Linked DNA regions of Homo sapiens: regions 1, 3 and 4 are each linked to region 2. The links are chromatin loops, found by intact Hi-C in ENCODE. Cell type or tissue: heart left ventricle. All regions are shown on one strand. Links, peaks and the distances in the headings refer to the core of each region. The heading gives the core; the rest is flanking DNA. Region 1 has its middle 330 kb from the start of DYSF. Region 2 overlaps DYSF (dysferlin). Region 3 overlaps DYSF (dysferlin). Region 4 overlaps EXOC6B (exocyst complex component 6B).

What was found. A loop is a pair of places that touch in the nucleus more often than their neighbours do. Peaks named below come from ENCODE experiments on the same cell type or tissue, not always from the same donor. Only the 100,000 strongest peaks of a DNase experiment are listed, where the experiment ranks them.
Region 1: a loop joins it to region 2, with 7 times the contacts of the local background. A loop is called at or near these places in 75 of 110 quality-filtered maps.
Region 3: it touches region 2 in a loop (3-fold over the local background); 23 of 110 quality-filtered maps call a loop at or near these places.
Region 4: it touches region 2 in a loop (5-fold over the local background); 44 of 110 quality-filtered maps call a loop at or near these places.

What each region holds. Positions count from the first base shown.
Region 1 is chr2:71,794,510-71,802,540 of GRCh38, forward strand. No RefSeq gene overlaps it. Among named protein-coding and RNA genes, the nearest start is that of DYSF, 330 kb to the left of the region's middle. RefSeq lists an enhancer at 1-420. In heart left ventricle, for the core only: a CTCF peak has its summit at 4,015 (motif pointing left); no DNase peak of the experiment used is centred there; H3K27ac peaks cover 190 bases.
Region 2 is chr2:71,540,645-71,548,675 of GRCh38, forward strand. The region is part of intron 17 of DYSF (dysferlin); the gene reads left to right. Among named protein-coding and RNA genes, the nearest start is that of DYSF, 78 kb to the left of the region's middle. RefSeq lists an enhancer at 5,103-5,182. In heart left ventricle, for the core only: CTCF peaks have their summits at 5,223 (motif pointing right) and 5,422; a DNase peak (open chromatin) is centred at 5,242; H3K4me3 peaks cover 300 bases; H3K27ac peaks cover 992 bases.
Region 3 is chr2:71,600,949-71,608,793 of GRCh38, forward strand. It overlaps DYSF (dysferlin), which reads left to right. Exons shown (of 56, transcript NM_001130987.2): 35 at 551-580; 36 at 1,828-1,857. Among named protein-coding and RNA genes, the nearest start is that of DYSF, 140 kb to the left of the region's middle. RefSeq lists an enhancer at 1,753-2,952 and a silencer at 2,851-3,145. In heart left ventricle, for the core only: a CTCF peak has its summit at 3,062 (motif pointing left); a DNase peak (open chromatin) is centred at 3,083; H3K27ac peaks cover 2,304 bases.
Region 4 is chr2:72,742,241-72,750,271 of GRCh38, forward strand. The region is part of intron 1 of EXOC6B (exocyst complex component 6B); the gene reads right to left. Among named protein-coding and RNA genes, the nearest start is that of EXOC6B, 80 kb to the right of the region's middle. In heart left ventricle, for the core only: a CTCF peak has its summit at 3,738 (motif pointing left); no DNase peak of the experiment used is centred there.

The sequences.
Region 1 (8,031 bases), core at 1,983-6,982, 250 kb after region 2:
CTGCTGGGTAACCTGGTCCTGAGGTAGCTGCAGCCATGTTAGCTGTGTTCTTCAAGACTTTTTCTATGAGGCCTTAGAACCCAGGCCTGGGACTCGAGTCTGGAGGATTCAAGGAGGCTGATGCTCCCCCGTATAGGGCAGGGAATCACTTCTGCTCCTTCAAAGCTGTCAAAAAGTGGCTTCTGGATGTCTCCAGAGGCAGAGGTTTGCACCACTGAAATGCCCCAGCAGAAGCTGGGCCTTCCCAGAGGGGCTCCTGGTGCGGGTGCAAGGGGCCCTTCAGATCCCTCCCCATGGAGCCAGGCAGGCCTGGGGCAGAGGAGGCGCTGAGCATGGGGAAGCTCAGAGGACTGCGAACTTCCTTCAGAGGGGACCCCCTCCGGACCAAGGGTCTACAGGGTTGGTCTCTTCTCCCTTGGGAAGGGCTCTCCATCATGTCCCTGGGGATGGGCCATACCCTTTCTTTAGCCCTGAGGGCTTTTCCAGAGGAAGACATCATCAGGGGCAGAAGGGAAGCTTGAAAAAAGATGAGAGAAGGGGGTGCTGGGAAGGTGGGGGGTGGGAGAGTATGGATTGAGAACCAACAGAGAGCATCCAGTGGACAGCCCAGCCTCCCATTCTTGAGCAGGGGCCCCTCTGCAAGCCCTCAGCTCCAGAGTGCTCTCCTGTCACTGTACTCACCTCTTTTGAAATAGCTCTTTTCTTGTTTTTCTCTGCAACTAGACTGTGAGCCTCCTGAGAGTAGAGAATACAAAGAATTTGCTTTGTAACCCAGTGCCCGGAGTGTGGGTAACAGCAGGAGCTTGTTCAGTGCTAAATGAGCTCAACAGAACTGCATTTTCAGGGGTGCTGGCTGAGCCCAACCCTCACCTTTCTCCCGTAAGCTCAGCTGTTACTTGCATGCCAGGCACTAGTCTTGGTTTTTCTGAAGCCACAGTTTGCATGACAGGGTGGACAGACCCTGGAAAGCCAGAAAGTGATGCTCTCTGCTTTGGGAGTCTGTCCTGAGCCCTTCCCTGGTCTCGGCCTGCTCTGCCCTTGTCTGGTGACCAGTGGCACATGTGCCAAGGTCTGGGCCTCTATCACCCACTCTGAAGGGGACACATTTGAGAAGCTGAACAGATTCTGCTTGGTGGGCAGTGACTAAGTCTTGAGCTGCCCCAGACAAGCTGGGGGACATCTGCCCCACCCCAGGAGAAAAACTCCTGAGGCTGTGCCCTCCAGGAGGAACCCCCTGGGTGTAAGGGTATTTGTGGCAGCCCAGGGGACTGGGGTGAGAAGCAGGTGGCAAGGCCAGGCAGCTGGTTCACACCTGTGGCAGGAAGTCACTGCCACACACCTTTCTCAGAGGGAGAGCCTGTGCCCATGTGCTGAAACCTTTAGGAGAGGGAGCCCACTGAGGGCTGGGAGGCTCATCTCAGAAATCTCCTGCTGGCAGGCTGTGCTGGGGGAAGGGAGACAGGCCCCAAGGGTTTTGGAAGCACAGTTACCTGAGAAGGGGACTCCACAGGTAAAGGTCACTACACCCTGTAGTCCCTTGCTTTAGCTATTGTTTAAACTGATGTTAGCATTATTGACGAACAGCGCACAAATCCCCCTCCAGGCAGGCAGGGCTCAGGAGAGAAACTGCCCTTCCAGATTGCAATGTGACAACCTCCTTCTCCAAACAGCAGCACAGCCTGCAGCGGAGAGGGCCTGAGAGCTGGCTGCCCATTATCACCTCGGTGCCGGCCCTGCCCTCTGGGCCTGTCCCTGCTGCCACCTCTGGGCCTGTGTTTCTGATTAGCGGCCCCAGCTGCGCAGCATTAGTTGCATTTTTCCAGGATGAATCTTGGTTGTGACTTCCTGCCACAGGTCTGAACCAGCTGCCTGCCTTTGCCGCCTGCTTCTCACCCCAGTCCCCTGGACTACCCTAAACGCCCTTACTCCCAGGGGGCTCGTCCTCGAGGGCCAGCATCAGGAATTTGCCTCCTGGGATAGGGCAGAAATCCCCTAGCTTGCCTGGGGCAGCTCAGGGCTCAGCCACTGCTCACCAAGCAGAATCTGTTCAGCTTCTTGGATGAGTCCCCTTCAGAGTGAGTGATAGGGACCCAGACCTTGGCACACGTGCCACTGGGCAAGGGCAGAGCAGGCCAAGGCCATGGAGAGGCTGCAGGTAGGCTCCCAAAGCAGACAGCATCACCTTCTGGCTTTCCAGGGTCTGTCCACCCCGTCATGGTCTTGGTTAGCATGAAGTCATGGTCTCCAGCTAAGGCTGCACAAACCCCGTTCTTTTCCAGAGCTCTTCTGGAAAGCTAAGTGAAGCTATCAATAGAGTCAGCATTCACCTGAGAGGTAGTGAGCTCCCCGTCCTGCAGGTCTGTGAATAAAATCTTTCACATTCATAGTGGCCTTTAAATCTTTTGTGATCCTTACTATGTCCCTGTAAGTGGGTACGGCAGGGGTGAGCTTGACAATTTTTGGAGGAGAAAACTAAGGCTGGAGTGAATGTGTGCTGGAGTCTAGGCTAGAACCCAGATGTGAAGCCTACTTAGTCCACTGTGAGTTTGATTCAATATCCCTTCTCTCTGAACCCAAGCAGATTCCAAGAGACTAAGACCCCAGACCCCAACCTGGCAGCTGGTGCATGCTCTTTCCTCTTTCCCTGCCTACCAGCTCCCTGGCCAGCACCCCCGAACAATCTGACAGCCTATCCCAGGCCGGCTTGATTCTGACTGTTTGTCACTTTCCTGCCTCAACATCCTGCCCTGGGCCTCAGCCTTTGGTCTATGCTAGGGTCTGTGATCTGGGATGGGCCTCTGAAAATCAAAGCCCTAAGAGGACTCACAAGACTGTGAGCAACCTGAGTATGGGGCCCATAGAGGGTAGCTGGCTTCTGTGTCCCCAGTGCCCAGGGCAGGCCTGGCATAGAAGAGAACTCAGGCAAGAGAGTGGGACCAGCGGCTGGAAGAAATCAAGCAGGGAGTGCCATGGAGAAGCGGCTGCAGTTGGCTTTGGGGACTCCATGTGGTCAGGGAGGCTCGCTTGCTCTGGAAAGTAGGTGGAGGCTGGAGGCCAGTACTCCCTGGGGAGAGGGTGCCTGTGTAACAGGAGCATCTGGCCCTTGAAAATGCTGAGCAGAGAAATGCTAGCAGTAGCGCCAGGTGCCAGCACTCAGGGTGGGATAGAGTTCTATTGTGGCCATAGAGTCCTGCCATGGGTAGAGCTTGCTGAGGGGGGACCAGATGCTGTTGGGACCCTGGGGCTGCCATCGACTGCCTTTAGCCTGTGCTGCTGCAGGGATGCAGTGTTTCTACCCCATAACCCATCTCAAAACCCCAGTCAGCAACCGGGCTCCTGAGAGGTGGGCACATCAGCTCTCTCAAGTGCCCCGGGAGAGTTTCCTGGCCTAAGATGGTGAGTGGCATGGGGCAGGGAACAGAGACTCTGCTGGGGAAGCCTCTGTCCCAGCGGGGAGATGCTGTCCCTGTCTTCAGAGAGGCCACTCTTTGGTTTATGATGTATTGACATATCATAACCCCTGGACTCCTTTGCCCAGGAATTAATGATTGTATTTCTATAATTCTTCAGTTATTTTAGGAAAATGTGAGCTGTTTCTTTAATTATCTACAAGGACTTGCCAACAGCTATTATACATTTGGCTAGATTGAGACTATGAATGAAACTTGTATTTGTCCCTAAAAGTCTCGGTTGGTTTTAGCCTTCACTGTCCCCTGGATGGCTGGTGGTGGAGTGCGACGTGTGCGGTCAGCTAATGGGGACACAGTGCTGATTTGCTTGGGCTGTGTCAACAGGATCTTGGAGCTGGGAGGACCCATGACAACTTTTTACATGATGAAGAAATTCCCCTGTTGGAAGACAACCCTTCCAGCCTCCATCGCATACCTGCTGTGATAGGGAGCTCACTGCCTGCTACTTGATCATAGGTTCTGTCACCTGCTCTAGGGCCACAGGTCAGGCCAGGGGTCACTGCAGGCTCTCTTCCAGAGGCAGCTCTCCCAGGGTCCCCCTGGTGGTCACTATGAAGCTGTGCGGCTCTCCTGGAGGGTTCCCTTGCAGCCCTCAAGTGGACAAAGGGCTCATCTTTCCTTGCCAGGGGCTCCCTTGTAAAGGCCCTTTGGCCAGCAAAGGCCCCTGGGTTAGAGTTTCCTTGTGCCGCCCACCAGGCAGAAGGTCAAAGGTCTTGGCCAAGGCCCACTGTCCTCTCCCTGCAGTGACCTTCTTTGAGCACCTCTTCCTGAACATTCTCACGCCACCCTGCCAAGTCCTGGCACATACAGGACCAGACAGTAGAGTTCAGGCTGTCCCTGAGACTGCTGAAATGCCCCTTCTCCTTCACCAAGGACCAGGGGAGAAAAAGGGACCATGGACTGGAGACAGACAGCGGGAAGGGCGGGGAGCCAGGCGATGTCATCAATGCCTGCTGTCAGGCTGGGGCCCTGCTGTCATCTAACCTGCCCGGGGCTGATGTGTCCTGGTCACTGTTAGTCCATGGGAGAAGGACCCTTATCATGGCTGGGAGACCAGGAGAAGGGGTGCAGCTCCCCTTGTGTCTTGGATTGGAACATGATTGCCAATAGGTGGCCCCAGTGGTGATGAGGGCTGTGAAGGAGGGTCCTCCATCTTTCCTGCCACCAGCCGCACCACCATGGCTACCTTCACCGCCTTTCCAGCCAAAGCCTTTCAAAGCCATGTCTTGGTGGGTAGAACTGGATGGGGCTCTAGGCTGTGACTTTAAATGAGAATCACTAAACTGTTGGAGATAATGGAAGGGAAGTGAGGGGCCAGTGGGGACAGGCCAGCCCTTGGGTCCATGAGACCAGTGCACTGTAGCCAAGAGTCTGAAGCCTGGCCCACATCCTCAGCCCTGGGAACATAGGAATGGCCTCAAGACCCCTGCTCAAGTCCTATGTTCTCTCCCACCAGGGACAACTGGCCATGTGGGCTTGTCTCATGGCCCCTGCATGTAATAGCTCCATTCAGTTTGGGCTTTTCATTCTTAAGTAGCACCACAGTGGGAAGTCTCTGGGCCTGTCCAGCTACTTTACACGGCCTCCCCCAGCTGGAGTTGAAACCTATGCCTCCAAGTCCTTCCTGCACCCCTTGGGGTTTCCTCTTCAGCCCTCTAGCAAATAACTATTCCAACAAAAACCTTCACAGCTCCCCAAGAACTTGCCATAATTTATAGGCACAAGGCAGTCCAAATCCATATGGAGAAAAGTAACATTCCTCCCCAAGAAGCAGCCCAGCCAGCCGAGAGTGGGAGAGAGAGAGAGAGACTGCTAAAAGATATACCTGTGTATTAAAAGAACTGGGGACTGAGGACTGGGGACAGACAATGGGAAGGCAGGAAGTGAGGCAATGTCACCTCACAGCTTTTAGTCCAAGGGTGACCAGCTGCCTTCAAAGGATGCCTTGGGACAAAATATGGCTGCCAGGTTTCATTTGTCCAAATGGTGGTTTTCCTAGAACAAAGGGACTTTTTTTTTTTTCTCAAAGGTAAATTAAAGCTACTTCTTTTAGGGAAGCCCAGAAAGATTTGAATTTTTAAGTGAGTTCGTCCAGCCTCTGCCCTGTTATGCAATTGAACTTGTACAGTAAACCCCAGGGAGGTGAGGTGTTACCATCCCCATTTTGTGAATGAAGAAACTGAGGCTTAGGGTGGTTAAGCTGCTTCTACTCTGATGTAACAAGAGGAGGCAGGATGCAGAGCCAGGTCTGCTGACCTGCAGAGCCCATACTGCAGGGGAGAGGGGGTCCCCAGAACTTAGAGGATATCAAGTCGAGAGGACAAGCACCGTCCAGTGGCTGAAAAGGCCAAGTCGAGCTGCACCGGAATGGGAGGGGTTAAGAGCCATACTGTGGAGGCAAAGTCATTCCAACACCACCCCCTCCCCCCTTTTCTCTTCCTTTTCCACTGAGTTGACCTTTAAATTATGGCATCAGCTGTCGTGCCAGACATGCTGCGATTTCCCCTCACTCCATCTGCCCAGCCTTCCCACTGGCGCAGTTTCTAGCTTGCTGCATTCTCCTCCCTCCTTCCCGTTCTCTCCTTCTCTCTCCTCTGCCCCCATCAGCTGCCTCCCTCTGAGTCCCATTCACAAAATCCCAGCCATGTCGCTGGCCCTGCTGCAGGTGGCATTCGGGCATTGCTGGTGTCCCCCCAGGGCCATGTCTCCCCACCTCCCAACTCTGCTCCGGGACACTGCAGCTGGGAAGTCACCTCTGCCCAGTCCTACTCCTGCCTCCCTCCAGGCTGGTCTGTAAGCCTGCACACCGGCCTCTCCCCACCCGTGCCCCATCCAGGCCCTTGCTGCTCCCATCTTCCTCCAGCCCCACCCCTCCCCAAAGCCTCCAGTGGGGATGCACCCTCTGCTTAATATTCATTTGCATTTGGCCCAGGGCCTAAACTATATATTTTGTTTTTTTGCCATGACTGTAGAATATAGCAGACATTAAATCTTATCGGTTTAATTTTCTTCCAGATAATAGTACAGGCTTTGAATTTTTTCTTAAACTATGGAAAAAGTGTCAAAGAAAAGTGGAACATTAATCAAGGGACTTTGATGAAAGGAATGAAAGTGTTTTCCTAAGAGCCCAACATGTGGTGCAGCTGCTGGTGGATATTTAAATGACATTTTTCATATGTTGCTATAAAAAAAAATCTCTTTGAGTTGATTCTGGAAATATATTACAATTTGCTACAATGCCAGTGGTCTTAAAATTATTTAGAAATAAAATGTGTTTATGATTTCTGCTCTACTTTGTATATTTGTCTGCTTCAGGACTCTTTCCTTTGAGGAGGGCCTAACCAGTCTACCCCAGAAGCAGTAAGTCTCTTCAGGACAGGCACCATCAGACAGGGGGTCCCCAAAGATGGGAGTCATATTTTCTTCTTCTGTGGCCTTTGGCCTAACATGTCACTCTTCTCCAGAGGTTTAAGCTGCAATGGGAGGGATTCAGGCGAGAAAGAAAGAGGTGATGGAGAACGTCATTATGTATTAGGAAGGTCTGGGGAAAGCTTTTTAAAAGGTGTGATTTCTCCTGTAAATGAGAAAGGAATGAATTCGTTCAACTCCTAGGTTTCCTTATAAGCCTGAACACCCAGGAGAGTGGAATCCAGAGGCCAGAAAACCCTGACCTCCAGCCTCCCTTGTGAGGCTCCTCACAGCATGGAAGGGACCCCTCCCTCCATTTGGGCTGGGAGAGACTGGAGCTTCAGTCTCATTTTTGGAGCCAGCTGGGCTGGGAAATCTTTGGGAGTCTGCCCTTCCCAGCCCCCTCACTGGGATGCCTTCCTCAGAAGATCATTTAGGGCTTCTAGGCTCCTGCCCTCTGAAGGACCCACTTCTCCCCTATGAACCCTGCATCCTTGTAACTTTGCCAATCCTAGTGCCAGGGGAAGGAAAGAGACTCCCGAGAGGTGCCCTTGGCATGTGGACACGGAGGCCGTCTGTCCTGGGCTCTCTGACGGACCGCAGAGGCAAGGCCAGGGTCTCAGCAGTAGGAGCGCCTAGGCTGATTCCAGAGCAGAAGAGGCCCCACAGTCCCTCCCAGGACCCAGAAGGCAGATGTCCTGGGCGCTTGCTGTTCTTCCCCCAGCCTGCGCAGCTCCTGGGGGAGATGAACGGAGGCCTGAAAGCCTTCCCAGTCTGGCCTCGGGCCCTGCATTGGCAGTCAGTTCTGTCCCCATTGACCAGTGGGGGGCACACTCTCCCAAGTTTTCCTGTCTCCACTGTAATTGTCATTTGGACCTGAAGGTAAATTCAAGGGTGCTGGTGCCTCCTTCCCTGCCAGGGGCTCCCTGGAGGAGGGGTGGACAGGAGAAGCTCTGCTTCTGCGCAGTCTGCAGGGCATCTCCAGCCTCTGGGCTGCTCTCTTCTCCTGTTCTGGCCTTTGGGTCCCCAGCTTCTCCTCCTGTCCACTTGCCCCACATGTCCTCCCGAGAGGAGACCTTTTATGAGGACTCTGGTTTGGGGAAGGGAAGAAACCTGCCCAAGCGCAACTAAGCTTTCCTTCCTCTCAGATCTG
Region 2 (8,031 bases), core at 2,459-7,458:
GAATATATTTAAATAATTATTTTATATTTATATATAACATGTTTATATAATTTATATTCATTCTATTATAAATGTCTTATTTATGTTCTCAGTCCATATGAGGAAATGTTTATCTTTTTCTCATACCTTTGTAGGAGTTCTGTATATATATGGATATTAACTTTTCCCCTGTCATTTATGTAGTAAATAATTCTTGTTGGCTTTATTTTACCAATTAATAGTTTTTGACCTATAGAAATTTAAAATTTTTATGTAGCCAAATCTGTTAGTCTTTTCCTTAGGGAATAAGGCAGGGATCTAGCATTACTTTTTTCAAAATTGTTCTTTGGTGATACAAACACTGTATTTTGAGTAATCTTTTCCCTATATTTCGAAATGCTGCCTTTATCACCTACTAAATTCCTAAATGTGTTCTTGGGCCTGTTCCTCTATTATCTTCAATTGGTATGTCTGCTTATTATTTCTTTGGTTTTGATATCTGGGTTATGCTGGCTTTGTAAAATTAATTGTAAAGATTTAAAGTCTTCTCTAACATCTGGAACAGTTTCTATAACACAAGAATACAGTCCTTTGAGGGTTTGAAATAATTCACCCATAAAACCATATGGGCTGGGTGCCCTTTTTGAGTGGGTATAGTAATAGCTCTTTAAAAACTTTTCAATTTCTCCTGTGATGATTGTTATTTTTAGTTTGTCACTTTTACTCTAGTCAATTTTGATAATTTATATTTTCCTAGAAAAGCATCCATTACGTTGAGGTATAATTTATTTACATAGTGTTGTACAGAGCAAATTTTTATAATTTGAATAATTCTCTCTACCTGTGGTGTTTTACTTTTTCTTATTTCTAATGCTATGTATTTGAGTTTTTTTTTCTTGATTAGCTGGTTAGAAGTTTATTTTAAAACTTTATTGGACTTTTAATCTTTGCACTCTTTAACTGTCTTTAGACTGATTTTATTGTTTCCTTCTTTAACTTTATAGCTTCTTGTCTTTATTTTTAAAATTTCTTATTTAAATAATGAAAGTATGGTTTCTGCCTTCTGTGTCATGCTCAAACCCTAAGGTTCAGCAGACCCTAAGGTTATATTTAACTCTATTAATTTTTTTTTAACATTTAAACATTTGATCTATTTTGAATTTATTTTTGTGTGTTTTCTGACAGCAGTCTGATGTGATTCTTTCATAGTTAGTCTATTTTTTTTTCCTGACTAGATGCTGCTCATAGGAATTTATCTTTTTTCTTATAGTTTAGAAAATTATTTTAATCTATCTTGGTACAGGACACTTTCCATTGAATTTTGTCTGAGACATGATGAATTCTTAAATCCGAGTTGAGGATTGTTTTTTAAAAATTCTGACATTATGCCATGGACAGCTGAAGGCAGAGTGGGGGAGTGGGGAGAGCTCTAGCTCTCCAGCCCACCAACTTGGGTTCAAATGCTCTTGGCTCTGCTTCTTTGTAACTGAGTGAGTTGCTCCAGTCTCCGTAAAATGGGGCTCTTACAAGTCCCAACCCTCATGAGGCGGTTGTAAAAATCATGAGGTTATAAAAGTAAGGTTCTTATAATGTCTAGTACACAATAACCTTAAAGTAACATTTGCTGTTTATCATCATTAAGATGGGCTTTCTATGTTGCTAATCTGATTTTTTTCTGTACCAATTCTGCCTTTTACTGCTTCGTACATGGTTTAAAATGGGCTATTGCATTTGTAGTTTCTTGTCAAGCCTTCTTTTTTTTTTTTTTTATTGATCATTCTTGGGTGTTTCTCGCAGAGGGGGATTTGGCAGGGTCATAGGACAATAGTAGAGGGAAGGTCAGCAGATAAACAAGTGAACAAAGGTCTCTGGTTTTCCTAGGCAGAGGACCCTGGGGCCTTCCGCAGTGTTTGTGTCCCTGGGTACTTGAGATTAGGGAGTGGTGATGACTCTTATGGAGCATGCTGCCTTCAAGCATCTGTTTAACAAAGCACATCTTGCACCGCCCTTAATCCATTTAACCCTGAGTGGACACAGCACATGTTTCAGAGAGCACCGGGTTGGGGGTAAGGTCATAGATCAACAGCATCCCAAGGCAGAAGAATTTTTCTTAGTACAGAACAAAATGGAGTCTCCTATGCCCACTTCTCTCCACACAGACACAGCAACAATCTGATTTCTCCATCTTCTCCCCACATTTCCTCCCTTTCTACTCGACAAAACCGCCATCATCATCATGGCCCGTTCCCAATGAGCTGCTGGGTACACCTCGCAGATGGGGTGGCGGCCGGGCAGAGGGGCTCCTCACTTCCCAGAAGGGGCGGCCGGGCAGAGGCGCCCCCTACCTCCCGGACGGGGCAGCTGGCCGGACGGGGGCTGCCCCCCACCTCCCTCCCGGATGGGGTGGCTGGCCGGGCGGGGGCTGCCCCCCACCTCCCGGACTGGGCAGCTGCCGGGCGGAGACGCTCCTCACTTCCAGACGGGGCGGCTGCCGGGCGGAGGGGCTCCTCACTTCCCAGACGGGGTGGCTGCCGGGCGGAGGGGCTCCTCACTTCTCAGATGGAGTGGCCCGTTAGAGACGCTCCTCACCTCCCAGACGGGGTCGCGGCCGGGCAGAGGCGCTCCTCACATCCCAGACGGGGCGGCAGGGCAGAGGCACTCCCCACATCTCAGATGATGGGCAGCCGGGCAGAGACACTCCTCACTTCCTAGAGGGGATGGCGGCCGGGAAGAGACGCTCCTCACTTCCCAGACTGGGCAGCCGGGCAGAGGGGCTCCTCACATCCCAGACGATGGGCGGCCAGGCAGAGACGCTCCTCACTTCCCAGACGGGGTGGCGGCCGGGCAGAGGCTGCGATCTCGGCACTTTGGGAGGCCAAGGCAGGCGGCTGGGAGGTGGAGGTTGATAGCGAGCCGAGATCAAGCCACTGCACTCCAGCCTGGGCAACATTGAGCACTGAGTGAACGAGACTCCATCTGCAATCCCAGCACCTCAGGAGGCGGAGGCTGGCAGATCACTCGCGGTTAGGAGCTGGAGACCAGCCCGGCCAACACAGCGAAACCCCATCTCCACCAAAAAAATACGAAAACCAGTCAGGCGTGGCGGCGCGCGCCTGCAATCGCAGGCACTCGGCAGGCTGAGGCAGGAGAATCAGGCACGGAGGTTGCAGTGAGCAGAGATGGCGGCAGTACAGTCCAGCTTCGGCTCGGCATCAGAGGGAGACCGTGGAAAGAGAGGGAGAGGGAGACCGTGGGGAGAGGGAGAGGGAGAGGGAGACCGTGGGGAGAGGGGGAGGGAGAAGGAGAGGGAGAGGGAGAGGGAGACGGAGAGGGAGAGGGAGACGGAGAGGGAGAGGGAGAGGGCTCAAGCCTTCTTTTTTCCCTGTCACTCCTTTTATATTTTCCTTTACTTCTTTGCTCCTCGTCTGTTCTCTCCCGGCAGTTCTGCTTTGTTCCACAAAAACTACATCTTCTTGTACTCTACTGAGGATTCCAAATCATTTTCTGTAATATGCAGGTGAATGCTTTCCTGAATCTTATGGATGTGGTTTCCATATCCTGGTTGGCTCTCTGCCCTCTCCCTGCTTTATTCACTCTCCCACAAGATCTGTTCAGTGTTGGTATCTCTCACAGATAGGGTGTGTGGGTCTTTCTCTGTCCATCCATCTCCTCAGATCTTTAGCTGGAGGACAGGTTAACGTGCCCAGTTTCTGGCCGACTCTACCCAGTGCTCTTGAAGCTGGAGATCGTCTCCAGATTCTAGATCTGTAGGAGACCTCTAGGAGTTCTTCTCCTAGAAGAGGAGACTGGAGGAGATACCATTTTTAAAAATGTTCTTTTTTTTTTTTTTTTTGAGATGGAGTCTTGCTCTTTTCGCCCAGCCTGTAGTGCAGTGGTGTGATCTTGGCTCACTGCAACCTCTGCCTCCTGGGTTCAAGCGATTCTCCTGCCTCAGCCTTCCAAGGAGCCAGGATTACAGTTGTCTGCCACCATACCTGGCTAATATTTTTTATTTTTAGTAGAGACGGGGTTTCACCATGTGGGCCAGGCTGGTCTCGAACTCCTGACCTGAGGTGATCCACCTGCCTTGGCCTCCCAAATGTTAACATCGTTTTTAAGCAAGACATTGTTAACTTAGACTTCTAGCTGCTTGATGTCCTCAGATCCTTCCGTAAATGTAGGCAGCTATCAGAGGCATGTACCTGACATTGTTTTTCATTCACTTCATTCTTTTAGGAGATGCTTATTGAACATATGCCTTCTGTCAGGGGCTGGGCATAGAGGGTTGAACAAAGTATTCTTGGTCTCACCCTCAGGGAACTTAGAGTCCTGGCAGGCGACAAACAAATAGACAAATAAAAATATGGGTATAAGTTGTCTTAAGTGCCCTCGAAGAGAAGGACATGCATGGTGAAAGAGAATAACAGAGTAGGGGAGAGCTGCTTCTGCCTGACAGAATCAAGGAAGGCTTCTAGGAGGAGGTGTCTTAGGCTGCCAGAGGGGAAGCCACCGGCACGTGAGGAGTAGGAAAGAGTTCCAGGCAGAGGTGATGACATATTCCAAGGCCATGTGGCAAGAAAGAAATGAAAAGACTGGTTTGGCTGAGTTCTCTGAAACATTTAAAGGGCAACTTTTAATTATAGAAAATTTCAAGTACACGCAAAGGTAGAGAATTGTACAGTAAACTCCCAGATACCCTCCCTGAGCTTCCACATCTAGCTGCTCTCTGCCTTCTGATTTCCTTGTTGGAACTTTGGACTAGTCCCAGAAACGACCTTCCTGAAGGCACTGCGAACTTCCTCTTCCTGCCCCAGCCCCTCCCTTCCTCGCTGGGGGAACAATCTGTTCCGGGATGTGGCCCCTTCACTAATTGCTGTTCAGATAGTTTCTAAGGAGGGCTGTCTCCTGCACAGGTAGAGAGATTTGGGGGTGGTAATGCAGACAGAGGGTCACCTCACAGGTCAGTACTCTTGGTATGGAAGGAACCTCGTCTTCAGTTTTCTGACTGGCACTGTCTCTCATCTCTCAATCCAGGGGCAGACAGTGGTGGGGGCACACTGTGGCATTTCTGACTGTTTTCCGACAGTTGTGTTTCATGACGCTGCAGCCGTGCCTACCACCAGCCCCCTGATGGAGAGTTAACATCCCCCGACCTGTCTTCATTTCTATGCTGTGTGAGCCCTCACCTTTCTCTGTGTCCGCATGAGTGTGTTGGTGGGAAGGTAAGAAAGATGTTTATGTGGTCACTAGATGGCGCTCAGGTCACGGGCAACCCAGCATGCTGCGGAAGGCATTCAAAGTCGGGACCACCTTCCATCACAGATGGTTCTGGAAAGAAATGAGAATCTTCTTGCAACCAGCTAACCGGTTTTGAACATGCAGTTAAATAGCTTGATTTAAGTGGCAGTAAAAGAGTTAAACTTGTGCATCCAACTGGAGCTGTCCTTGATGACTCTCGGACTCTGCCGACCCGTTCCTGCAGAGGTGGGTCCCTTTCTGGGGCCAGGGCCTCTCTCCGGCCTTGAGGTCGGGCCCTTGCCTTGCTCGGGCCAAGCCTCCCCGACTTGCCTGCAGCCCCCTCAGAACGCGTCGCTCCAACTTTCCTTTCAGCCCTTTTTTATGTTGTTTCTCCACGTTGTGGGCTTGTAGCCCATTGGGGTGATAGACAACACTTCTATTTCCTCACTGCTCTCAAAGACCAAATGAAACTGAACTGTAAAAACAAGTTCTTTCTCTGTATTTCCCCGCCTCAGGGTTCACCAGATGATTTGGTTCAACTAGCAGTTTTTGTTTTTCTGTTTTTGTTTTTGTTTCCAGTGAGGGCAAGACCTGACACTAACCTTTTAAACACCTCTGCCCACAAATTTGCCTGGGCGCACTAGAGTGTTCCTTGGACCCTGTGCTCTGAAGTATTAAGTAAGAATTTTGTTTTTTAAAAAAGAGTGCTTTCCTTAGAAGCTGCAGGTCTTTTGAGAGGTAACAGGCACGTGAGCTCTGTGAAACATACACAGATTCTTTGATAACTTTATACATAGGAAACTCATGCTCCATAAATAGCACTTGTATCCTAGTGTTTTCCATAGTTAAGAAATCCAAAGTTAGTCTCCTTTTGTCTCTGGAATGTAGATGATGCTGATTTCCCAGCAGTTTTCAGTTTCTCCTCTTGCCTGGCGCAAGCGAGAGTCAGGCAGCCAGCCGCCATGGGCTTGGGGATGTGCCGAGAGGCAGAGGGAGCTGGCGGGGCAGACCGCAGGTGATGGCCTCAGCTTCTTCATGCATGTTCCGGGGACTGTGTGCAGGGCTGGGACTTGTGGCTCACTGGGCTGGGAGGTCCTGCTGTCTATCTCCTTCAGCTTCCCCCAGGTGAGGCAGCTGGGCTTCGTTGCTCGGGCCACAGAACTGGGAGCATTCATCTGTGTTTTGGGCTTCCACAGCCCCAGCTTCCTGGGCTGAGGGAAAACACAATAAAACACTTGTGTTTTGGCAGAACGGTGATGTGGACTAAATAGAGGCTTTGTCTTGGGTGGCTTCACTGGTCACTGTGCTCTTGAACTGTCTGCAGACACAGGGGCGAGAGCCCGGGATGGACCTTCACACCCAGAGACTGCGATCCGCCCCCAAGTCAGGAGTCATTGACCTAAGACACCAACAGGGCTGTGTCTTATTACACATTCCCAGTGCCTCCTCCTGCACCTGGTTAGGCTTGCTGAATGAACAAATGAATGAAAGAATGGGTGAATTAGGTTGGGTGCTGTGGCTCACACCTGTAATCCCAGCACTTTGGGAGGCTGAGGTGGGTGGATCACCTGAGTTCAGGAGTTCGAGACCAGCCTGGCTAACATGGTGAAACCCCATCTCCACTAAAAATACAAGAAATAGGTGGTGGTGGGCACCTGGAATCATAGCTACTTGGGAGGCTGAGGCAGAATTGCTGGAACCTGGGAGGCGGAGGTTGCAGTGAGCCGAGATTGGGCCACTGTGCTCCAGTGTGGGCAACAAGAGCAAGACACTGTCTCAATAAATAAATAAATAAAAAGAAAGAAAGAATGGGTGAATTAATGAAAAGGTGTGGTTGCGAGGCAGGCTGCTTCGCAGCCACCCACTTGATCCTCTGAGCCACCAGAGCCATGTGTTGGTCAGATGGCCGATGGGATTAGGGGGACATCTGCATCTGGGCTGGACACCAGTCTGCAGCCAGAATTCAAAATCAGTCTGGGTGGGAAGCCGACTTTGCCTCTGTAAGAAGCACATGGGGGTTGGAACTGTGACCTTGGCCTCATTAGCCCGAGATAACGGGCCAGGCCTGTTAGTAATCATTTAGAAGGAGCTTAAAATGTGATCTGTTTGCTTCCGGTGGTCCCTGGCCACTGCTCTCCTCGGGCCTGCAGCTGTGTCTGTGTTGGCCCTCTCGCTGTTGCAGAAAACTCCCCATGAGCAGAGCCCTGGCTCGCCCACAGAAGGAAACCTCTTGCTTTGGAGATGAAGGTGACCATGAACTATGATTTTTGCAGCCCTGGTGTCTGCTGGCTGGCATTCATAGCTGAGGCCTCGCTGAGGAGGGCTGAGGGGCTGGGCCGGGCCCTCCTTGCTGTCTTTGCCCTGTCCTCACTCTGGATGGCCACGCTCCCTTCTCTCTTCTCCACTCTTTCTGTGTCTTTGTGCATTCTTCCTTCACAAAGTTTTCCTCAACCCTTGACTTCTGACTGCAGTCACAGAGCTAGGGGCAAAACGAGTGTTTTCTGGAGGACAGCAACAGGTAAAGGTGAACAAGGAAGGGAAGTAATCAGCAAGTTCACCAACCACATCCCGGGTGTGCACGTGACCTCAGACTGCGTTACACTTTACTGTTGGAGAAGGAGAATGGGAAGATCAGATTTGGGAAGAGGCAGAAATCAGAGAGGACAGTGGAGGAAGACTGAGGGGTGTCCGTTTCCTTGGCGCATCGCATACCTGCCTAGCAGTGAGGGACAGATTCAGAGTCCATACATGTGCCAGAGCATTTCCTTCCGTGCTTTTCTTATTTCTAGACATTCCTTACCAACATTCAGGGGC
Region 3 (7,845 bases), core at 21-5,020, 58 kb after region 2:
GAGACCCATTTTCTGAACCCTAAGTCAGGACACCATCTAACATCGGAATAGAATTTGGGGATCAGGAATGTCTGAGTCCTCTGGTCACTGGATTTAATCTTCCTTGGGTCATCTCCTGACGTGGTTTCTGGGAGGAGGACCTCTGTGGTCTGATTAAGGGAGCCTTAATTGCCACAATGTGAGGGACTCCAGGGACAGGCAAGGGCAGGATCCCCGTTGCATTGCTGGCTTCACCATGACCTAGCCTCATGGCCCTGGGCCAGCCACTCCCCTGCTGTAAAATGAGAGGTTTGGGTTGGACCTGTACCTTCAAACTTCCTCTTAGTATGATGTGAACCCGAATAAGTAGACTGAATAGGAGTAGGGCTGCTCTGGGTGAAGTGTCTGGAGGAATGGGCACAGTGCCAGCCTAGCATCCCTTCTACCCTCAAGGAATAGAGGCTGCAAACCATGGACTGTCTGATCACTGACATAGTCCATGAGTGTCATGAGGGTGATGGGGGCCTTAGGTGACAAGCACATGACCAGAGCTCTCTTTTCTTCACTCCAGCCGGCCATCCACCATATTCCTGGTTTTGAGGTAAGTCTTGCTCTGACCTTTCCTTCTTCAAACTGATTGCCAGTCTCCCTGTGTTTGGCATCTCTCTGGGTTAGGAAGGGTGGCCAGGCATTACCGCGATCCTGCCTCAAGCCCCCGGGGAAGCTCTTTCAAGCAGAGGAGGGCCCGGGCTGGAGGGAGCTCAAAGTCTCTGCCAAGCTCAGGCCTTTGCTGCCCTTCTCTGCGAAGTCCAAGAACCACAGAATCCCAGATGGAAGGATCCTCATAATTGTCCAGCCCAGTGGCTTTCAGCTGGCTGAGCATTAGAATCTCCGGGACAGCACTGCCCAGGGAATCTTAATGCACATCCAGGACTGAGAATCACTGACTTAGCCCCAGGGTTCTGAAAGTGTGGCCCATTCTTGAGTCCTACTTCAAGCCCACTGAAGCAATTCTGAGGGCAGCCCAGCAACCTCTGTATCAACTTGCCCTCCAGGGCCTTCTCACACATGCACGAGTTTCAGAAGCCCTGATTCAGACCACATTTCCCACTGAATTGTTCTTACCAAGACCTCATTTTCTTTCCTCTTCCTGGACGGGGGCTTCATTCCCTTACTGCTGCTCTCCTTCCTTCTTCTGGAGGTCTTGGTAGAAAATGTTGAGCTTTGACTGGTACCCAGGTGCACTGGATGCATTACCTGATTACATGCCAAGTTCAGCTGCATCTATGAGAAGTAGTCATCTGGGCTGTGTTTGGACACCTCCATTGTCCTTCACAAGGCAGCCCACACAATTTTTAGAGAGTTCTTGGGAGGCCCTCCCTTCATGCAAGCCCTCCTTCACCAGCCCTGCCCCTCCAGCTCTCCCTCCCTGTCCTAAGCTCCTGCTCTCAGTGCTGCCCGCTCCTGGGGGTTCTAGGTTGGTTCTCCTCAGCTTGCCAAGGCCACAGGCTCCCAAGCCCTTCCCATCACCTGCTGCTCTTCTCTTTCCTTTTGTTGCTTCCAGAGATTCCTGGCGTCCAGGCTTATGCTTTAGCCTTTCCCAGCGTCCCTCTGCACTGACATCCATCACACCTTCTTTCCCAGGGACCACTTTAGGGGCGTGGCTGGGAAGTGCATCATTCTTACCCTTGGTGGGAGGTGGTTTCTGTTGGCTCCTCTTAGTGGTGGCATCTGGCATGCTGACCTCTGGCCCCGCCTAGTGCGCCTTGATACTAATAGAGAACTTTTTCCCCTTCCAACCCCTCTCACCATCTCCTGGATGTGCCACATCCCATGGCTGTGGGCCAGGTGCAGGAGACATCAAGGATCCTGGATGAGGTGAGCTGGGCGTGGTGGTTGGGATGGGTGGGCCGAGGTAGAGGGAAGGTGAAGCCAGCCTTCAAGCACACACCTGGAGCCTTCCAGGTTCCTGGTGCCCAGCAGGCATCTGTCACATGGAGACCTGTCTGGATTTTATTCCCCATGCTGTGTGTGGATTCAGGGCTGCCCAGAGTGTGTCCTGGGGGTGATCCTGGTCTAAGAAGGCTTGCTGTCCTGCTAGGAGGCCAGATTTCACCCAGACAACATGAATAGCAATACAGATTCTTAAATGATTAAGTACCAGGTGGCACATTTTGAAGAATAAATTGTTTGGAAGGGGCCAGAGTAGTCAAGGAAGCCTTTCTGGTGGAGGTGGCATTAGTCAAATGTCTTTATGCCCATCAGCACTTAGGAAGAAAGTGAGAAACATGGCTTTGGCTCAAAAGGCCAAGGACCAGTTTGGGTCCTGGCTGGTTTGGGGGATGGGGCGAGCTGGGGACCTCCTAGGGACGGGAAGAAGTTTAGAGTTTGCATTTAGATAAAGCAAGGCTGCATCCTTTGCCATGGGAGGAGAGATGCACGTTCCCTATGGCCTCCTGTGCATCTGTGGGTGGATTGTCGTGAGCCAGGCCAGAGGGTGGGTGGCAGAGACCTGGGTGGAGAGACAGGAAGGAGAGCCCTGGTCAGATGAGGCGTTGGGAAAAGGGCAGCCACTTCCTGCCATTAGGGAATCCCCAGACCGACAGCGGACACTATTTGACATTTTCAGTGTAATTTGGACTTGAAGTGCAGAGTCAGGATGTGGGATCCACAGGCCCCGCACCCCTTACCTCACTTCCTTTTGCTCCCAGACCGAGGTGGGGTCCGCCAAGTGAGCTCGCTGTAATTGCGCCTGACAGGCGGCCTCCTGCTTCTGGCTGCAGTTGCAAAAGACTGCCGATTTGGAAAGGGAGGTGGAGTCCTGTCCAGGGAAGCAGCACGGAGCCCTCTCTGTTGATTGAGTGCACTTTGTGGCCAAAACCCACAGCCTGCTCTGAAGAAGACCCAGCCCAGGGATGAGTTATTAAAAAAAAAGTTAAAATCCTTAATAACTGGATTCGTAATATGTAACAGTGAAGGCTCAGATTCCGAGGGCAGGGATCTGGCTGCAGTCTCGTCAGAAAGCAAATCAAAACTGCAGCTCATGGGCCAGAGCCCGAAGAGCACCGAGTGCCCCCTGCAGGGCCAAGCAGGCTGCAGGCTGAGGGTGGGTGTGGGTCAGCAGGGCCAGGGGAGAGCAAGTCCTAGGAGTGTGCTAGGCACAGGGCTGGGCCAGGCCAGCAGGTTCAAAGGGTCCAAGGAGGACCTATCCCAGTGGGATGAATGATCTGCTGGTCCAGGGACCAGCCCCAGAAGATGACCTTGTGACCTCCCTCAGTCCCAGGGGATAGCCCTGGGACCCCTAGCTCAGCCCATGTCCTTCTCACTTGAAGGCTAAGCCTGATGCCAAGATGCTGAGTCCTCTTCGCTTTAAGAAGCCCCAGGGCTGGGTGGTCCTTCTGTTGCCACTGGTCCTCCTGTAAGTAGGACCGCAGCAGGGTGTTTCTGTCTTCTTTGCTGTGACCAAGCTCCTGCCTTGTATCTCCCATCTGGCTGCTCCCAGGCTCCTGGCCCGATCCCTGTGAAGAGTGCTCAAGCCTTTCTGGAGGGCTGGGAGCCTCCTCCTGAGCCCCTGGCCATGGGAGCCCATGAGAGTCAGGGGGCAGTGAGGGAAGATGGGTGTGTTGGGGAGCTGTCTGGCTGCAGGAGGTGTGGGTTTGAGAGACTAGCTAGGAGGCTCTTGAGCCAGTTGAGATAGGGGCCTGGACTGGAGACAGGCCAGTAGGAACGGATGGGGCAAGTGACTCTGAAGGATGGTTTAAGGATATCCTCTCTTGTGGGAAGTGCCTTTCAGCTAGCGCAGCCAGGTGCAGAGATTTCCAAGCCACAGTGCCTGTGAATGAGATGAAATACTGTCTGCCCTTGTCGAAGGCTCCCAGAGCAGGACAGTGAGGGTAACTTCCTGGAAGAGGTGCCACTGAGCTAGCTTTTGAAGTTGGGATTGGTAGAAAATGTGGGGAGGTGGCCCAGGCAGCAGTGTCTTGGGCTGGGGGCATGTCACCTCCTGGATGTGGCCTGTTGGACAACAAACTTCCCCTCTCCCAGGCTTTATGCCCATCTGGGACACCTCTCTCTGCAGCTCTTGGTCAGGAAGTGAGGCTGTTGCATGGTGTGTCTGAGGCTTTGATGATGTCCGGGAGATCTGGGTCCTCGCAGACAGAGCAGATGGAGGGAAGGGTTTCCTTTTCGCTCTCCGGTCTGCATTTTCTTTGTCTTTCCCTCTCTTCCTGAGTCTCTTCCCACTCTCCTTTCGTGTTTCACTCTTCCTGTTTGCTCCTTGGCCCCAGCTTCCTCCTTCTCCCCGCCTCTTCTGAGCCCTCTGTCTGGTTTCTTTTCCTTTTTGTCTGGAGAACAAAGGCAGTCCTTGCTGCCAAGGGGAATGAGTTCAAAGAAACTGCAATTTTAGATTTCCTGAGAACTGGAGAATGTGTGCATGCACGTGTGAGCATGTGCGAGTGTGTACACTCTCGAGGGCACACACATGCACGCACACACAGCAGCTGAGGTGATCGTGGGTCCCTGAATGCCCAGGGCCCCCTAGGATACAGAACATGTGTAGAAGAAGACCCATGGGGCTTGTGATCCTGACCATTTCGGGGAGGTGGGGAGGGGAGGGGGTGTGGTTTAGAGAATTACCCTTGCTTCTGCTGCTGCTCTCCTGCTGGGGCAGGGGATGCCCTGGTGGGAGGGATCGTATGCTTTGTGGCTGATTTTACTGCCAGTTCAGGGGTGGGGGCCACCAGATACCACTCCATCCACCCATCCAGGCTGCAGGGTATATGGCTTTTACTCTAAGATGTACCCGGGGTACTCTCCTGTACCCCCAAGTCCACTGGAAGGAAAAATTTGGTGTTTTGCAATCAGGAAAATAAAGCCAGTGGTCCCCCATCCCCCATTCCTCCCCCAAGGCCTTAATTTAAAACACTGTTTTTCCTGGGAAGTGTAATTAGAGCAACATATTGTTCCTAACGAGCTGGGTGGGGCAGGCAGACAATGGAGCCCTCCCAGCCTGCCTGGCTGCCCCCTGCCTGGAGCTCCCCGAGGAACCAGGATGTGACTGCAGCGTCTTCTGTCCTCTGCTGGGTGAGGTGAGGGTCCATAGGCTACTGATGACCCGGCTGATGCAGGAGGCTTGCCAACACTTCCCTTGCCCTGGGAGCGACTCCTGTCTAACATGGTGGCCCCTAGACTGGGCTGGGGGTGCCCCTTTCATGGCTCAGGGCCTTGGTTCTTCGTGGTAAACTGGCCAGCGGGACTGATAGACTGAAGTGGGCTTGAGGATGGCTTCAGCTCTGGTAGGGGAGAGAGCTTCACTTGTTCTTGGGGTCTTCTTGGTCTGGGCTGGCTTGATCAACACTCTGCACACCTGTAGAACCCATCTCTGCAGCCGCCCCTGGTCTGCCCTGCATTTGAAGGGAGCAAGACGGGAGCTGGTCAAATGTGGCTTCCTCTGATTAGGCTTATCAGAGTCCTCCATCAACCCTAGGACAGTGAATCAGGATGTTCTGGTGGCACTTTCAGTCTACACCCCATCTGCCCAGCAGTGCTGAGAGGCTTCCCAGTTGCAGTGAGGGTCGCAGCACCCTCACTGAGAATTACTGTCCTGGAGAGGGGGTGCTGTGCCCCTCAAGTGGGCTGGACCAGAAAAAAAGTTGAAAACCAGGCTCAAGAGCTGGCAGAGACCTCAGGACTCCTGCCTGGGAGATGATCAGAGATCCCTTAGGACCATAGGAATGGGGTATGTGGGGAAAGGGTCATGTAGACGGGGTTAAGAGAGTCAGAGTCAGGTTATAAGACGTTTCTGGAGCGTCTTGGGGAGATTTTCTAGAGACCTTGAATTAGGCCCTAAAAATGGGTTAGATTCAGTTGGCAGTAAAGAAAGCCCATTGAACCAGAGGGAGTAATGAGCAGGCCTGGGGAGGACCCAGGGTCAGGCTAGAGCAGGCACGGGTGCTAGGAAGGAGGACAGTGCGTGTTGGATTCATTCCTTTATCCTCCCATCCACCCACTCTTCTGTCTTCACCCTCCCTCTTCCCCTTCAGTTATCCATTCATAATCATTTATTTGTTGGACGGGGGAATTCAGCTATGGTCCCTGTGTACAGAATTGCTGGTTTAACCAAGGACACAATCAAATGAACACGTGGAGATAGCATGGGTGATGGATTGATGTGTCTTTCTATGGGAATAAGTGTAAGTTGCTATGGGAGCTACGGGGGTACTTAAGCTTGGGGCACCAGGAAAGATTTAAATGGACACCTGCTGTCTGAATAGGAAGTACAGGAGGAGTAGGGGTAGAAGTGCATTTCAGACAGAGGGACCACTGAGCTCCAAGCCTCAAAGCTAAAAGAGCATGGTGCCTCCTGCAACCTGCTAGCATTCAGAAGGGCAGGGGTTGCGTGTGTCCCAGGAGGTGGTTCATCACTACTTGGGGTCATCAAGGGGAAATTTATCTCATGAGAGACATGCCCAGAGAAGGCAGCAGGAGCTGGAAGATTAGAGGTCTTGTGGAGGCTACTTTGAAGAGTCTGCACTTCATCCTGAGCAGATGGGAAGACATTGGAGGACTTGAAACAAAGAGTGACATTATTAGAAAGCCTGCCTTGGCTGCAGATTGTAGAACGCGTGGGCTGTTGGGAGAGGGTGTCAAAACCAAGTGAAAGGGGGATGCTGGTGAATCCAGGCAAGAGAGGGTAGTGGCTTGCACTGAGCAAAGGAGATGGGTGGGCGGGCGTGAGAGATGTTCAGGAGACAGGATTACCAGTGTTTGGTGATCAGTCAGGCAGGGCGATGAGGGGCAGGAGGAGCCAAGGGTGGCGTGGGAGCTTTTGGCTTGGTTGTCTAGATGGTGGGGTCAGACTTGAAGAGAGCAGGTTCTGAGGGGGAAGATGAAGAATCCAGTTTTGGACAAGTTCAGTGTGAGAGGCCAGTAGGACACATTAATGAACTAAGCAGTAAGATATTGGGGCTTAGCAGAGATGTTTGGGAGCAGAAAGTCTAGGAGAGGGCTAAGGAGCAGATCAGGGCTTGGTGGAGGAAGATGGGAAGGCTGCAGAGGAGGCTCAGCAAACAGGGTGAGGGCCAGCAGTGTGGATCCAGAGAGACTGTTTGGGAAGGAGATGAGGTTAGCTGGCCAGATGCTGCTGAGGGGGTGAGAGAGAGAAGAGCCCACGAGTGTCCTTCGGGTAGGGGACTCTGGAGACAAATTTCCGGGGAGGGGTGCTGAGGGCAGAAGCAGGGTGCACTGGGAAGCAGGTGGTGTGGACATGAGGGAGGAGAGGTAGTGGATGGAGACAGGATTAGAGAGAGGAGAGGAGGGAGCCTGCAGAGAGGAGGGCGCGGGTGGATTTGGGAGATGGGGATGTCTTTAAATTGGGAAGGAGCAGATCCAGGAGATAGTGTGAAAAATTGGGGAGGAGCATTTGGACGCATGGTCAGAGGGGGAGCCACAGAGGCAGGCAACCCTGGGAGGTGGCAGGAAATGGCAGGGAAGAAGCATGTCCTGGGACCCCTGGGGACAGCACGGTGGACAGAGATGGCCTTGGGATGCATGCTGTGGCCTCATGCTGAGGAAGCTGCCTGGACACACCTCTAACCACTGTCTCTGCCTGTCTCTTCCTTCTGCCTCCGCTGGGCCCGACGCTCCGCAGCTGTGTGCTCCTGCCTTCTTCCTCCAGGGCCTTCTCCAAACGGTATTGGAGCTTAACCTTCTCCAGGTTCTTGTTCCCCTGTCCTCAGCAAGCAGGCTCCTGAAGATGCGGAGCCTGGTCCCCAGCCTTTAGAGAGGAATGTCATCACCACGGAGCTCGAGGGAGCCCCGAGGGACAGACCGAGGAAATGAGGGATAAAGTGGATACTGCCCAGCGTT
Region 4 (8,031 bases), core at 1,095-6,094, 1.2 Mb after region 2:
ATTTATCCCTCCTTGGTAACATATATTTCTCCCTCTTTACTAGATGATTCTCATGTGTATATAAACATAACTTTTATTTAAATATAATTGTTTTTATTTTTTTAATAAAAGATGAAGTCTCAATATGTTGGCCAGGTTGATCTTGAACTCCTGGCCTTGGACAGTCCTCACACCTTTGCCTCCCAAAGTGCTGAGATTACAGGCATGAGCCACCAAGCACAGCCTATACATGTCTTTTTAAATCCTGCCCTTAACTACACATCCCTCTTCCCTTCCCAGCAAAACTCCCTTCCACTTCCTCACTTCTTTGCCTTACTAAAGTATTCATTGTACTCCACCTAATAGCAGCATTTGATATGGTTTTATATTCTCTCCTTCTTTAAACACTCTCTCCAGTAGACTTCAATGATACCATACTAACATGTTTCTTAACCTCTCACTGATGTGCCTTCTCAATATCCATTCTCAGCTCCTCCTCCTCTATTACATTCCGAAGTATTCCTAAAATCTCTTCTCTTCTCCACCTGTGCTCTCTCATTAAGCGAAGCCATCTAATTCCATGGCTTTAAAATATCATCTCTGTAGTGCTGATTTCCTAATCTATAATTCAGAGCATTTCCCTGAGCACTAGATTCTAATATCCAGCTACTATTTAATTCCAATTGGGTTTTTAAAAGCCATCTCAGTATTTAACGTAGAAAAAAAAGTATTTATTACTAATGTATCTCCACTCCCATACCTGTTCCTCCTCAAATTTCCCAACCGCCTACCCATCCCATCACAGCTAAAGGCACACTATACAATTGCCCAAGCCAAAAATCTAGGAATGACTCCTAATCTATCTCCTTCCATCACATACCCTATCCAATACATTAATAAGTCCTGACAACTCAACCTCCGAAACATGTCTTAACATTTACCATATTCCACCATTTCCACTAAAACACGATCTAAATCTACATTACCACCACAATGGACCAATGCAACAGCCTCCTGACAGTCTCCATTCTGCACTTTCCATCTACTCCACCCCCTGCCCCAAAACAGACACTCCACACAGTAACAAAAATGATCAGAATTAAAATCTTGATTCTTTACTGCTGCCTGTAAGGCCCTACATAATGTAACCTCACATTACCTCTCTAACCTCATTTCTCTCCTTTCTCTAGTTCCCACCCAAATTCCCTTCCATCCTCTAAGTTCCAGCTACCCTGGCTTTTTTTAAAGCCTCTTCCCGCCTCAAGAATTTTGTTTTTGCAGTTCTTATACTAGTAATGCTCATCCCCTATACCTTTGAACAATCTCTTCCTCCTCACCGTCCATGATATGTTGTCTATCTCCGCCTCCCCACAACCCACCTCAACTAGATTGTAAGTTCAAGGGCAAGAATTTTGTCTGTCATACTGTACCTCTATAACAGTGCCAGACAGGTAGTAGACAATAAGTAAACATTCACTGAGTAAAGAATGACTAACACTATCTCTAAGGACTCTTTGATTTCTGACATTTGTTCAAGAAATACTCATTTGCTCATTGCCAACATTTTCTGGTTCTATAATCCTTTCTGGGTACTGGATCACTATGCTGATCCTCTGGATCAGAAACCACACCCCCCACAGGAGGTCAGTTCTACCACCCAAAACTCAGCAGTAGCCATAGATGAAAGGAATAGTCATGCACTGCATAATAATGTTTTAGTTAACGATGGACCACATATATAATGGTGGTCCCACTGTATTATCTAGTGAAGTCATAGGCTTTGTATTGTAGTGCAACACATTACCTTTTCTACATTTAGATATACAAATACTTACCAGTATGTTATAACTGCCTACAGTATTAAGTACAGCAACATACTGTACAGGTTTGCAGCCTAGTAGCAATAGGCTATACCATATAGCCTAGGTGTGTAGTAGACTATATACCATCTAGGCTTGTGTAAGTATACTCTATGATGTTCACACAACAACAAAATCACCTAATGACACATTTTTTAGAACATATCCTCTCTGCTAAGCAACATATGACTGTACATGTTTGGCTTCCAGTCAAGATTCTGAACACTTACTTCAGAAAAGGCAGAGCAATCTGGATTCATTCTCCTTCCTTTGAAATAAAGGGAGATTGTCAAATAAATTATAAACAATCTCTGCTTTGACAAGTAGGAAAACTGTAGAATAACCACTTGCCTGAAAAAGCTGTTTGGAATACATAAGAGAATCTACCGTTGACATTTCAAGTAATCTCAAATAAGCTTAACTTTTCCCCCTTTCAAAGGAAAGGAAAAGAAAGGTTTCCATGTAAAGATACTGATTTACCTTGACACTTGGAGAACGTGAAGAATCACCGAAAACTCCTCAATATAAATTGCATAAGCTGATATATTATTCAATAGTAGACAATCTCTTGGTTTCAAATTCAGTACACCCTGACTTGACTCAATATACTTCTAAGTTAAATGGCAAGTATAGTTCATTCTACTGGGTAAAACTTCTTTTCATTTCTTCCCTCCAGAGATCTACGGTAACGTCACAAAAGACAACCTCACAGAAAAGCAAATTCCAAAGTTAAGAAATGCAGAACTTATATTAATAATGCCTCCCTAGGCTCTCTGATCTTCCTATTTAAAGAAAAAAAAAATCAAAAACCTAAGAAAGGAAATGTGGATTTTAGCTGCCTGACTATGTGGCCTTCATCTTAGCACTGTAATTAGCTTGCTATATATAGGTCTTTGGCCAATCCAGTTAATCTCTCCGACCCTCAACTTTCTCATCTAGAAAATAGGAAGCAATCAATTACAATTCTCTTAAAAGTACTAGCTTAGCTTTAAGTATCTACAGTTCGCCTCCACTTTCAAGTTTAGTCAACAATGCTAAGATCATACATTTGTAGAATAGTATAAATAGGCAGTAGTTCAAAACAAGTTAATGGATCAGGGGTGGTGGCCCACACCTGTAATTCCAGCACTTTGGGAGGCCAAGATAGAGGGATTGCTTTGAGGCCAGGAGCTTGAAACCAGCCTGGTCAACATAGTGAGATCCCATTTCTTTAAAAAACAAAATAAAACACAAGTTAATAAAGTTTCTACCTGCTTATCACTACTCTCCATCTGTTACTCCTATCTTAGGACCATTATGATTGTAATATTCTCTTTAATTATTATGCAGAATAACATGAAAGGTTTGCAGTAGATCGCCAGAGTATTTTGAGAATTAAAAAAAAAGAAAGAATAAAACGTAAAACACCCATATTTAAAACAGGGGATAAAGACTATATTTAAAAGACTTTGTGTTCCATAGGTATGTTTCAGGAAATCCATGATTCCCAGATCCTAGGTGGATTTTGTATATATAGGTAGATGTACATATATGCATTTTTAAGAAAAAAAGTTTCCAATAGTTTCCATCTGGTTACCAAATAGGTTAAAAACCACAAATTTAAAGATTTTATTTCAAATTGTCTACCAAAGGAAGAGGCAATTATGACTGATCACTACCTAACAGTTCACCATGAATCAGCATTTCAAGCACATTTAAATATAACACTTTGCTAACCAACATATCCATCAGATATAAAAGGCTAAAAACAAAAATAAACAAGACTTAAACACTGAAAAGGTCAGAAATTTACTACTGAAGCTAATCTAATATCAGTAGTCAACAATGCAGTCGAACAAAGTGTGGCATTTTTTTCTTTTAATACCTTAAGGTAGAGAAAGACTGCCATCTAGTGATGGCCCTTTTCTAACATTCCTTGAAATGATGTGGCCTTACAAGTAAACAGGACCGCTTAAAAATCTAAAAACTATATTCCATAATACCTGTTGGTCAGAGACTTATAGCTGATTACTAAATGATATGTAAGGTACTCTAATGTTTAAATTTCCATTACTATTAGAAAGCAGGATCTTGAGAACAAAGGCATAGGTTTTTGACATGTCCAGGTTATGTTGCAGTTAAACAAGACAATCTATGGAATAAACTGCACCACTAGTTTAATTATTTGTGATAATCTCAATAATATTCTTAGTAAAGTATATACTTTACTATAGTACTTAGTAAAAGGCAAACAAGAAGAAATATATGGAAATTAACTAAACTTTTTATAGCCTAAATTTGACTCAACTAAATAAATGCTGCCATGTGGAGTCTGGTTTCCAAAAACCCCCAAATAAACCACCGGTTTGTGCAAAAAGTAAATTATTTATCCTCGTATAACTATCTGGTGCATAGCTCTAGATTTCATAATGATACTATATCCATAGCCCACCTAAATTTCATGTGCATATTAAGAGATCTTAATTTATAAAATGGCACTTGAGTAATTCTGTTGAACAAATATTTACCATTCACCTGTACCAAACCACTACAGGATTATATCACTTGCTTAGAGCCTATATTAATTCAAATTTGCTTGTCAAAGAAGGAGGAAAAATAATGTTATAAGCATTATTTCATTTAAATCCAATGCATCTTATAAATTAGACATTATTCCCATTTTATAAATGAGAAACCTGTAACCCAAGATGAAGCAACTTGCCAACTTCACATAGCTAGAAAGTGTCCTCTCTACTGCATCAGTCTATCTCTTTGAACAAGGAAAGCAAGCAGGTGGCATGGGCCCCCAAAATGTTAGTTGAAACAGGTCTTAGAGATGGAAGACAAAGCTCTCATTGTACACTCAAGGAAACTGAGGCCCAGGCAAGTTAAATGCCTTAATCAAAATTAATTGCTTGCTACGATACAATTAGGCCTGACCCCCAAAGAAAACAGAAAAAGCTAATGCAATATGAAGCCCAACACAAAGCTAAGTGGTTTAAAAAGAGAGAGAGAGAGACAAACTTCTACTTCAAGATGAGTAAGTTGCCTATTAGTTGTGCCTACACAACTATTCTCTTCTTCCTCCTATTGGAAGAGTCCCAATTCATTCTGATATTTCTGTCCTACCACAAAGGATAAATATTAATTAGTCTGTAAACCAATCATGGTAATTGCATTCTCTTTGTGAGTGACCAGTTAATATATGGTGGTCAGTGACACACTTATCTCACCAATGAGAAGGAAAATCTGGCAGTGAGGATCCAAGAAAAGGTTTTCTTTCCTGAAGCATTCAGGAAAAGAAACTGCTTTTCCTGCCTTAGACATTGTCCTGTGAAAGCATAATGTTTGAGGATGCAGTAACCATTCTGAAAAGGAAGAAGATATTGCCCAAAAAATCTTAGAATGGCAAAGGGGAAAATGGAAAACACTCGGCTCTTTGATAGTGATGCAATCCTGAAACAGCCCTATCTCCAAACATCATGTTATATGACTTAATAAATTTCCCATTGTTTAAGCCACTTTCCCTTGATATTCTGCTACTTGCAAAGGAAAGTATCCTAAATGATGCAACATTGTTCAGTCTTCAAAGGTAACAAGCAAATCAAAGAAACAACCAAGAGCAAGTCAGAGTCTACACACTTTACAAAGCAATCTTGTTCCCTGGACCTAGGCCATTCTTCTCCTTTTGCTTCTAGTTTAGTTAAGAGTAACTCCCATTTGCCTCTCAATTTTCAGCTTGCACCTTTTCTGGGAAACCTTCCCTAATCACATAGATTCTATTATGTGCTCCTCCTCGGTGATTATCATTTTTACAGAATTTATTAAACTATATCTGATTGTCCATTCACTTGCCAATCTCCCCATACTAGAATGCTAATCTCCTTGTGGGGAGAGACTATGTCTTACCCATTTTATCTCTACCTGCTGGCACACAGCCTGGCACAGAGGAGGTCCTCCATATAAGATGAAGATGGAAAAAGGTAGGAGACTAACTGATGAGGATTTCTAGTTGTTTCAGAGGTGGATGCAAAAGTGTATCCCATGATACAAAGCATTTCTGTTGAGATGTTTTCAGAACCACGGAGAACTTCAAGACACAATGAACTGAACATTTTGGTTTTTGTTTTTGATTAATTCAAGGAAAAATTCCAGAGTTTATTCTGGTCTTTTCTTTTTCATATATATGTTTTTAAACTTCTGTCATGGTTTTATTCCTCAAACATTTTCTTCTCATTAAGCTCCATAAAAGCATCATTAGTATTTTTGTTTATTCCAAATGTTAAAAATAAAGTGGAAAAACAGATTTGTGCATGATGTTGAAAGAGAAACTGCAGGAGGTCAAAAGGAGTTTAAAGTCCCTTCTCCTTACTTCAGTTTGTCTATCAGTTTAATTCCAACCTTAGTATTGTAATCTGGATGCTCTGGGTGCATAACGATGAAGGAGATCAATCAGATCATCATCAATGACAGGAGAAGCATATGCTAGTTAACATGAATTCTAACTGAACACTATACCCAAATATTTTTGTACTGCCACAGGAGATCAAATACATTCAAATCCTTTTTCCAGCTCTGAAGATACCAAGGTATCCAACTGGCTTCACACAAAGATAGCCCATATAACCAAAAGAATGCTGTGATGCAGATTTCTCTCAAGGCAGGAAGGGAACCCCAATGATGGCTATTTCCAGAGGAATAAAAGCAGGGTGGAGCAGCTTCAACTGACACCTAGCCAAAGGGCCTACTAAAACCTGGTTTTGGTTAAATACCACAGGAAAGTGGAGAAGGGGGAATTGTCCCAAAACATCAGTCAAATCAACAACAGACTATTAGGAAATAAACTAATGAAAACAAGGAAACTCCAAATTAAGAACATAGAGACTGCCATAATTGCTACTATGATAATGTCACACTATTAGAACAAGTAATCACCAACAGTAACTGAAGATATAAAGGCAAAACAGGATTATTAGTGGCTTCACTTTGTCCTTTGTATCTATTTGTGTTAGGTGCAAAAAGATTTTATTTCATTGTATCTTTCAGTGGTGGTCATGAAATCTGGCAGATAAAAGTTAGATCATGAATGTTGCTGCTAATTATAAGATAAGATATAAAAAAGTACCTCTACAGCCTGGTGATACTTATTGACTCTAACCTAGAAAACTGCTGAAAGCAGAGTACTAATACAGTTGTTTAGGAGTTATAATACACTTGGTAGGTTAGCTCTGGTCTCACTGCATGTAATTCAGTGTGTTAAGTTTAACACTTAAACATGTGATGTTGGAGCTAGATGAAATGACCAGTTCACTTAGTATCTATCATCAACATAATGAGTCTGAATCTAGGGCATGTTGATAAAACTCTTCCAGATTCTTTACAAAAGATATTCAGTAGCAGGGTGGTGCAAAAGTAATTGCGGTTTTGCCATTACTTTTAATTTTTGCCATTAAAGCGGAAAGTAATTGCAGTTTTGCCACTACTTTTAATGTTTGCCATTAAAAAAATCACAAAACTGCAATTACTTTTGCACCACCCTACATATTTAATTAAATAATTACTCTGAAGACATATGCAAATATTAAGAGACTGTGTATTAAGTATTGAAACATGATTCTACTGAGAGAAAAAAGAAAAATGAATAATTTTTGGAACACTTCGGTCTCCACACTTAAAATTATCATTATGGTTCTGATGATAGGTATCATTAAGCTATTAACAGAGAAAGACAAACCAATAATGGTTAACACTAGTATGGTAGAAACACAGCAGTGAATAGCCATGATCCACTTATGCATGTAGATTTAATGTGGACTTAACAAAATAGACCATGCAAGTTTCCTAGAATCTCTGAATCAAACCCTAATAAATGTAAGTAACCTCATTTGTAGATGTATATGTTATGTATACTATATATATAAATGCATGTATTATATATAGTATATATGCTATATATGTGGGTGACACATATATACATATACATACCTCACACACACACATACCTACACACACACAAACACACACACACACTTTTTTCTAATTTTCTGAGAAAGAACCAGACCTAACAACACCACATTCAACTCCTGGTCCAATTTCACCCGTAAGTGGTTGTTTGCTGATACCCCATGGCCAAAAGTGACCACAATTTAAAACTCTTTAACTCTATAAGCAATTAAGTACATGAAAGAGGATGGATGGAAAGGCATCAGAGTAG